3 separate regions of the Homo sapiens genome follow, and all the other regions are linked to region 3. Evidence: chromatin contacts called from ENCODE Hi-C data. All regions are on one chromosome and are shown on one strand. Each heading gives the region's core, a stretch centred on a gene start or an enhancer-like site at or near the end of the contact. The rest is flanking DNA. Distances are from core to core; before and after follow the strand shown. Region 1 holds the start of HMSD (histocompatibility minor serpin domain containing). Region 2 has its middle 17 kb from the start of ZCCHC2. Region 3 holds the start of KDSR-DT (KDSR divergent transcript).

Evidence for each region. A loop is a pair of places that touch in the nucleus more often than their neighbours do. Pooled maps may share reads with other maps.
Region 1: a loop to region 3 is called in a pooled map, with 5 times the contacts of the local background. The contact joins the promoter of HMSD here to the promoter of KDSR-DT in region 3. A Hi-C loop is called at or near these places in 4 of 37 single-sample maps with no recorded cell type and 8 of 50 pooled maps.
Region 2: a loop to region 3 is called in a pooled map, with 4 times the contacts of the local background. The contact joins the enhancer-like site here to the promoter of KDSR-DT in region 3. A Hi-C loop is called at or near these places in 8 of 50 pooled maps.

The regions. Positions count from the first base shown.
Region 1 is chr18:63,947,948-63,950,647 of GRCh38, forward strand. HMSD (histocompatibility minor serpin domain containing) reads left to right here and starts at 1,354. Exons shown (of 4, transcript NM_001123366.2): 1 at 1,354-1,453. RefSeq lists a silencer at 1,192-1,421.
Region 2 is chr18:62,504,744-62,507,443 of GRCh38, forward strand. No RefSeq gene overlaps it. Among named protein-coding and RNA genes, the nearest start is that of ZCCHC2, 17 kb to the right of the region's middle. RefSeq lists an enhancer at 1,565-1,814. Within about 2 kb of position 1,353, at least 10 of the 41 ENCODE cell types and tissues checked have a DNase peak (open chromatin) inside an H3K27ac peak, as active enhancers do.
Region 3 is chr18:63,366,010-63,368,709 of GRCh38, forward strand. KDSR-DT (KDSR divergent transcript) reads left to right here and starts at 1,315. Exons shown (of 2, transcript NR_186602.1): 1 at 1,315-1,850. KDSR (3-ketodihydrosphingosine reductase) reads right to left here and starts at 1,197. Exons shown (of 10, transcript NM_002035.4): 1 at 1,002-1,197. The coding sequence starts at 1,109. It overlaps LOC124904317 (a long non-coding RNA gene), which reads right to left and starts at 991. Exons shown (of 2, transcript XR_007066400.1): 1 at 241-991. RefSeq lists enhancers at 287-581, 621-1,568 and silencers at 430-479, 830-889, 960-1,409, 1,520-1,569.

The sequences.
Region 1 (2,700 bases), core at 104-2,603, 580 kb after region 3:
AACCAGACAAAGACATTAGAAGAAAAGAAACTTAAAGACCAATATCTTTCATTAGTATAGATGCAAAATCCTGAACAACATATTCACAAATGAAATCAAACTATGTGTAAAATAGTTGGATTATACATTGTGACTAAGTAAGATTGATTGCAGGTGTACAAGACTAATTCAACATTTGAAAATCAAAGGAATCCGTCATATCAACAGGTAAAAAACAGAAAAAATCCTCAAAAAATTGCTAGCAACTCCAATTCAACAACACATTAAACAGATCACTCACCACGATCAAGTGAGATTCACCCGGGTATGCAAGTATGATTCAATATACACAAATCAATAAATGCGATACATTGCATTAAAAGAACCAACAACAAAAACTGCACGATCATTTCAATAGATGCCGAAAATGTATTCAGTAAAATCCTACATCTCTTTATGATAAAAATCCTTAACACATTGGGTATAGAAGGAATATACCTCAAAACAATAAAAACCAAAATGAAAAACCCACTGCTAATATCATACTGAACAGGGAAAAATTGAAAACCTTTCCTATAAGATCTGCAACAAGACAAGGATGCCCAGTTTCACCCCCTTTATTCAGTATCTGACTGGAAGTCCTGGCCGGGGCAATTAGGCAAGAAAAAGAAACAAAGGACACCCAAACTGGAAAGAAAGATGTAAAATTAGCTTTGCTCACCAATGGTATAATCTTATAATCGGAAAAACCAAAAGACTCCCCTCAAAAACTACTAGAACTAATAAATGAATCAGTAAAGTTGCAGAATACAAAATGGATATAAAATATCCGTAAGATGTCTATACATCTACAGTGAACAGTCTGAAAAAGAAATCAAGAAAGAAATCCCACTTACAATAGCTATAAGAAATATGATGTATAAAATACCTAGTAATCAATTTAATTAAAAAAGTGAAAGACTTCTACAAGGACAACTATAAAACACTGATGAGAAAAACGTGAAGAACACACACAGAAAATGGACACATATTCATGCTCATAGGTTGGAATAATTAATGTTAAAAGTACAATGCTACCCAAACAATTTACAGATTGAATGCAATCCCTGTCAAAATACCAATGTCATTCTTCACAGAAATAGAAAAAAAAAAAAACCCTATAATTTGTATGGAACCACGAAAAACCCCAAATAGCCAAAGCGCATTATCGCTTCTTGACTGAAAACTCCCGGACAGTTGGGGCTTTTTCCTGCACAGAGATTGGCCACTTCCTGCACATCAGGAGATCCCCGCGGCCTGCGGGACCCGCCCCGCCCTCCTGCCCAGGCGCCCGCTAGGTGGTGCCTGGCTGGGCCCGACTCCGCCCGCCTCCCCATTCACTGGGAACTAACACCCGGCGCCGCTCAGACATCTCTATTCCCGCCTCTCCGACCCGGTCTCACTTCGCTCCTGGGCAGCTGCGCGGAGAACTGGGGTAGGTGTTTGACTTTGGGAGTGGTTCCCACACGCTGGATTCTCGTTACCTGCTCTTGAGCCCAGGAAAAGGGCGGGAACCTACGAAAGGGAAGCCCAGTGAAGTGCTCAGCGCACCTGTTGCTCCAGACCTTTCCCTGGGGCTGTCCTTCTTTACTCGGTCTCTGGCGGGGGCTCCCTAAGGGCAGGGACTTGGCTGCACTTGGCTGTGTGCCCTATGGGTCCAGGCGCGGGGAGGGGAGGCCAGGGCGAATGGGCGCGGAGCTGGGGGGTGAAAGTCCTGCCTGGGCTCCACTCATCCTGCAGGAGCTGGAAGTAGGTACAATGAGGCCTCCCACCCTGGTGAAGTTTATGTTGGGCGCTGGAAGGGGCTGTGAGGCCTGGGACCTCCAGGAAAAACAACAGCAGCAGTATTTATTTGTCGGTACCGAAACTCGTATGCTCTCAGTATTCAGAATTTGTACTTGACATTCCTCCTCCTTTAAAAGAAACCAGGAGAGGCGTTGATAGTATGTTTTTGGACTGGAAAAAAATCAAAATGAGGACGATACTGTTGCCAGAAAGCAAAAGTGTTGGGATAGTGTAAAAAGAAAGTAACCAATTTACAGAGATTCCCAGTAGACAAGTTGTGAGAATTTGCTCAAGAACAAAAACCAGTATGTGTTAATTGAAATACATGTTACAACAAAGCCAAGAAAGAGTCCTTTAGTAAATTCAGATAAAACAAGTAAAATGGGCCAGGCGCGGTGGCTCACGCTTGTAATCCCAGCACTTTGGGAGGCTGAGGGGGGCGGATCACGAGGTCAGGAGTTCGAGACCCAGCCTGGCCAATATGGTGAAACCCAGTCTCTACTAAAAATACAAAAATTAGCCGGGTGTCGTGACATGGGCCTGTAGTCCCAGCTACTCAGGAGGCTGAGGCAGAAGAATCGCTTGAACCTGGGAGGCAGAGGTTGCAGTGAGCCAAGATTGCACCACTGCACTCCAGCCTGAGGGACAAAGCGAGACTCTCTCTCAAAAAAAAAAAAAAAAAAAAAAAAAAATGTAAGATGAGTTTAAAGGAGGCAGGAAATAATTTCAATAATGTTTACAAGAAATGCTGTGTGATGATTCATATACGACTGCTGTGTAGGAATAGTGACTATAGGCACCTAGGTTGACAGGCACAGTGGTTACAAAAACCAACCTGAAGGCCTAAATATTAAACCAGGAGACTTTGAAAGCCAACTTGTGGATAGAACTCTGTGT
Region 2 (2,700 bases), core at 103-2,602, 860 kb before region 3:
TACATCAACTGTGTTACAGAAGATTCTGCCCGTCTGTAGACTAATGTAAATGTTCTTAGCATGGTTTAAGGCAGGCTAGGCTAAGCTCTGATGCTTGGTAGGTTAGGTGTATTAAATGCATTTTCGACTCATCATCAAAATCTGAAACTTTTTGAATGCTGATATGATGCCACAAGTGGTAAATTCCACACAAAAATACTTATCACAAACTTTGTTTCGTGCACAAAACTATTTAAAATATTGTAAAAAGCTACCTTCAGGTTTTAGTTAATTTTATGTTGAGTGAACTTTACATCAATAAAATAGAATAAATTTTAAAATGACAACAACCACCAGACTCTTGACCCTCTCTCAGGTACCACACTTGAGCCCAGGACCTCTGTGGAGCTGCCTCCATGGGAATCAACCACAGTCCCCAAGAACATCCAGGTTAGTCCTTCATGGCTAAGCCAGTCCTGAGGGGCCAGGAAGCAGTCTATTCCCATTCTACCGTTTATTGAGGCTTGGGAAGTGTCACACATCCCAGAGCAGTTTCTGATCACCCTGTGTCACAACCCCTCCCCTCCAGCCCTCTGTTCAGCAGATCTTGGATGTTGTACCCTGCACTGGCTACATAATTTGCAGAGCCTGTATGAAATGAAATTGTGGGGATGTCTCTTAACAAAATTAAGAATTTCACCATGACGCCAGGACAGTGGCTCACATCTGTAATCCCAGCATACTGGGAGGCCAGGGTGGGAGGTTCGCTTGAGCTCAGGAGTTTGAGACCAGGCCGGGCAACACAGTGAGGCCCTATCTCTACAAAGAAGAGAAGAAACAACTTAGCCAAGCGTGGTGGGGCACGCCTGTGGTCCCAGCTACTAAAGAAGTTGAGGTGGGAGGACTACTGGAGGTTGAGGTGGCAGTGAGCTGTATTTGCACCATTGTACTCCAGCCTGGGCATCAGAGTGAAACCTTTTCTCAAAAAAAAAAAAAAGAAAAGAAAAAATATCAAGAAGGTGTTGGCAGAACATTTAGGGCCCTTCTGAGCTCAGGGTCCTGTCTGCATGGGTCCCCTGCCCTGGTGGTGTCCCGTCCCTGTCTCCTGTCCCCGCTCCATGGCTGCTTTATCACACTATGGAGTCCCACTCTGAGGATGACGATTGCTTGTACCCTGTCTGAGCCACCTTGGGCCACTCAGCTGTCCTCACAGAGCCTCCTTCTGAAGCCAGATTGGTTGAATATCCTCCTGTCTTCTCTCATGGCCTCTTGCACATGACCTGGGAGTCAGTTTGCCTGCACCCACAATGGGCTCTGCAGTATGTCTGGCTGCTGCGAGAGCTCACTTACACCAACAAGGTAAGCATGGTAGCCCCAAGGCCCTGGTCCAGTGGAGGAGCCAAGATCTGATGACCTCCAAGACCCCCTCAAGCCCTGAAGTTCTGTATTTAATTGAGGCTGGCATGTACTGTTACACCTATTTTCACAGATGAGTAAACTGAGACTCAGAGAACGTCAGTGGCTGCAGCAAGGTCATGCAGCTCACACTGCTGGTTAAGAGTTTCTTTCAAGTGTAACGTAGGAAAATGTACAACATTTATTGGTTTTACTTTTGATAATACTGGCTCATATATAGTTACCTGCTAGGTCTCTGTTAAGATCGAGACTTTTTTTTTTTTTAAATAGCTTTGCTGGCTAAGTTTCAGTTTCGTTTCATTTTCCTCCTATCACTTAAGTTTCAGTTCTGTTTCTCAGGATATTCTCTTTCCCTTTTTACTAGTATTATCTGATTCTGTTTGTTAGAATTGTTCCTTGGTGCCCTTTAACCTGATTAAAATGAACAGTTATTCTAAGGTAGATATTCCCAAGCAGGAATTTTAAACAGAGGTAAACCTTAGTACCTTGCCAATTTATTCCAGCATTGGCAAAATGTATCTGCTGTAGTAGAGCATAAATTTGTCCAATCGCTGCCTGAGTACCTATGTGTTCGTGGCTTGATTTACCTTATCTGTAATTCCTGGATGTTAAAAGGACACCAAAAATCTCTGACACCCTGATTAGCCTACCTTGAAGAACCCAAGCCCAGGATTTCTGCCTTTGCCTAGAAAAAGGACTGATTCAGAACTTCCTGAGCTACCTAGTATTCTGGCCATAAAGTGGAGGAAAGGAATCTATAATCCCATTTTCTTCTTTTCATTCATAGCTTATTCTCAGTTCTGCAAAAATCCAAACTGCCCCAGGGCTCATGGGACAACATAAACTAGAAAGTTTGTGGGAAAGATTTAAACTGGCCACCAAGTGGTTAGACACTCGCCAGACCTGACGGCACTTGGCGGGGTTGGGGGCAGGGGCGGGGGTGGGGAAGATCCAACAATTTGGACAATCACATACTTCAGACACGAAATCACTAAAATGTTTAAACTCTAAAAACTGTCTACTTGAAATTTAAATCCTTGATGCCTCCTCCATATTTGAAATTATATTCTTTTTTATTCAGAAATTATGCCCAATTTTGATGATTTGGAAAACAGAAAAAAAGTAGAAAGAAAAAGACAAAAATCTAAATGGCAATCCAGGCACTAAAACTCATCTTAGCATTTTGGTATATTCCCTCTCATTTCTTCTTTCTACTCATATTTTTGTGTATCATTTTGACTATGTCATATATACAATTTTATATGCTGATTGTTTCCACTTATTGTATTTCCCTGTGTTGATACA
Region 3 (2,700 bases), core at 65-2,564:
GAGATAGGACAGGAAGAGGTGTGCGGCCAATTTTGTAACCAACCCTCCTTACTCCTAACTCCTCGCCTCACTGTGCCTCGGGTTTGGGAGATCCAAACGAGAATGCTCGTGAGAAAGCCACTGCAAACGGGAAAGTGCTGGGCGCAGGCAAGGAGGCATTCTCTCTGTTTAAGAAAGGTGCCACATTTGCAGAACAGGGATCGCTGAATATGCGAGCTTCCGCCAAGAAATAAATCACACCTATCCACCTCTCCTTCATTCCTCGCACACAAGCCTTGTCGTTTAGCTCATCCTTCCCACTAGAAAACAGCAAAGGATTGCATTGGAGCAGCAATCAGCAGATGCCACGCTGAGCTCAGAGACAAGCAGTGTAGACGGGACAGGCGTCCCAATACCGCTAAGCCACCACCGCCAGCCCGCTGGGTTCTGAGCAGTTTCCCCAGGTGAGTCACTTCCTGGAATCCTCTGGCAGCGGCTCTTCCCGTCACTCGCACAGGCCATCTTCCAGTTCCGAGCTGCCTCGGCGGGTCCCGGCGGCTGGGACCCCACTTCCCCGCTGTCTGCCCCCGCCCGGGGCCGCGCGCCGCACCCTGCACACCACCGACCGCTGTGTCCTTGGCAAAGTTTCTCAGCCTCTCTGTGCCTCAGTTGACTCATCGGAAAAACTGAGGACAAAACATCCACATCCCAGGGATGTTGCATGGATTCACGAGCAGCCACAGAACCCCTGGGGCCCCGGGAACCCTGCGGCCGGCGGGGTCCCCCGTCGCACGCTCTCCGGCCCTAGGAGGAGCCCGAGGCTGCGGAGGGCGGGTCCGCGAGGCCGGGTGCCGGGGCCGGGGGAAAAGCGCCGGGGTGGACGGCGGCAGGTGACCTTCCCCATTTGGCCATGCCTTCCTGGGGACCGCGGCCTGGAAAAAGGGACGTAGGCTACGCGGCCTCGGCGGCGGAAAGGCCGCGCGGGCCGGTAAGTCGGGGGGCAGCAACAGGAGGCCACTCACCACCACATGCGCCCCGGGCAGGGCGAGGGGCTTGGGGCTGATGAGCGGAGACACCATGTACAGCAGCAGCACGAAGGCCACGAGGAAGGCGGCAGCCAGCAGCAGCATCGCTCCGCGGGGCCAGGGGCCCGGAGCGGCCGGGCGGGGGCCGCCGGGCAAGGCGCGCAGGGCTGGGCTGCGGCGAGGCGAGAATCACGCGCGGCGGGCGGGCGCCTGGAGTGTTTGGGTTTGCGGGCCGGGGCGGGCCGCGGCGGAGGGGAAGAGGAGGAGCCGGCGCGCGCGCCACCCAGGCGGGGCGGTGCTTCCAGGGGGCGAGTAGGCCGCCACCGCCACCGCCACCGCCACCACTGCCAGAATCGCCTCTCGGGGGTCGCCGGGTGTCTCCCACTCCCCCGGCCTCGGGACGGGGCCCGCAGTCCGCAGCCTCTCCCGTGGAAACCGGGCCTCCCGTCCCTGTGCGTCGCGAGCGGGCTCCGGACAGCGCCAGATGCGAGCGCGCCGGGAAGGGCTGCGAAGACTCGCTCTTCGGGAGCTCGAATGGCTTCTTAGGACCCCGCAGGGCGGGTTTCCAGGCCTGCCACGGCCTCCAGTGTGGGCGTGACGAGCGCTCCTCCCTGGAGTTCAGCCCTCGGCTTGGGACTGCCCGCTGGGTTGCTCGGAGGCCCCGGAGCATCGGAAAGGGCGGCTGGAGGCTCCCGGAGCGGGCTCAGCCTGGGAGCCCAGCGACTACGCTCTGAAATCCCGGGCTCCATTCCATATTTTTTGGCGTTTTTAGAAGATGGTCACGGCCCACTTTCGCTTTTCAGAGGACCGGAAAGCCTTAACAGGGAGTTTTGAGGAATCACTAAGGTAATTCAATTTCATTGAGTTCAGAGTTCATCTTTACCAAGCAGGTTCAAAACAAATAAATAACGCAAACAACTCAGCTTTATTAAGGTCTCATTCACGTACTATACCATACAATTCCCGATTTAACGTGCGTAATAGGCCGGGCGAGGTAGCTCGCGCCTGTAATCCCCGACCTTTGGGAGGCTGAGGCGGGCGGATCTCTTCAGGTCTGGAGTTCGAGACCAGCCTGGCCATGATGGTGAAACCCCCGTCTCTACTAAAAATACAAAAAATCACCCGGGCATGGTGGCGTATGCTTGTAATCCCAGCTACCCTGGAGGCTGAGGCAGGAGAATCGCTTGAACCCGGGAGGCAGAGATTGCGGTGAGATCGCGCCACTGCACTCCAGCCTGGGTGACAGATCAAGACTCCGTCTCAAAAATAAATAAATAAATAAAGCTTATAATAAATTGTCTTTAATATAGTCACAGTTGTAGACCCATCACTACCATAAATTTTAGAACATTTTTGTCACAACCCCCCAAAATCCTATACTCATTGGCAGTCACGACCCATTTCCTCCCAAGCCCCGCCCAAGCCTAAGCAATCCCTCATGTTTCTGTCTCTATAATCTTGCCTATTCGGGATATTTCACATAAATGGAATCATATAATATGTAGCCTTTTTCATCCTATCTTTCACTTACTGTAATGTTTTCAAGGTTCATCCATGATATGAAGTACTACATGTTAATACTTCATTTATTTTTATTGCCAAATAATATCCCATTGTATGACTATACGACATTTTAATTTTCCATTCATCAATTGAGGAATATTTAGGTTGTTTCCACTTTTTGACTATTAGAATT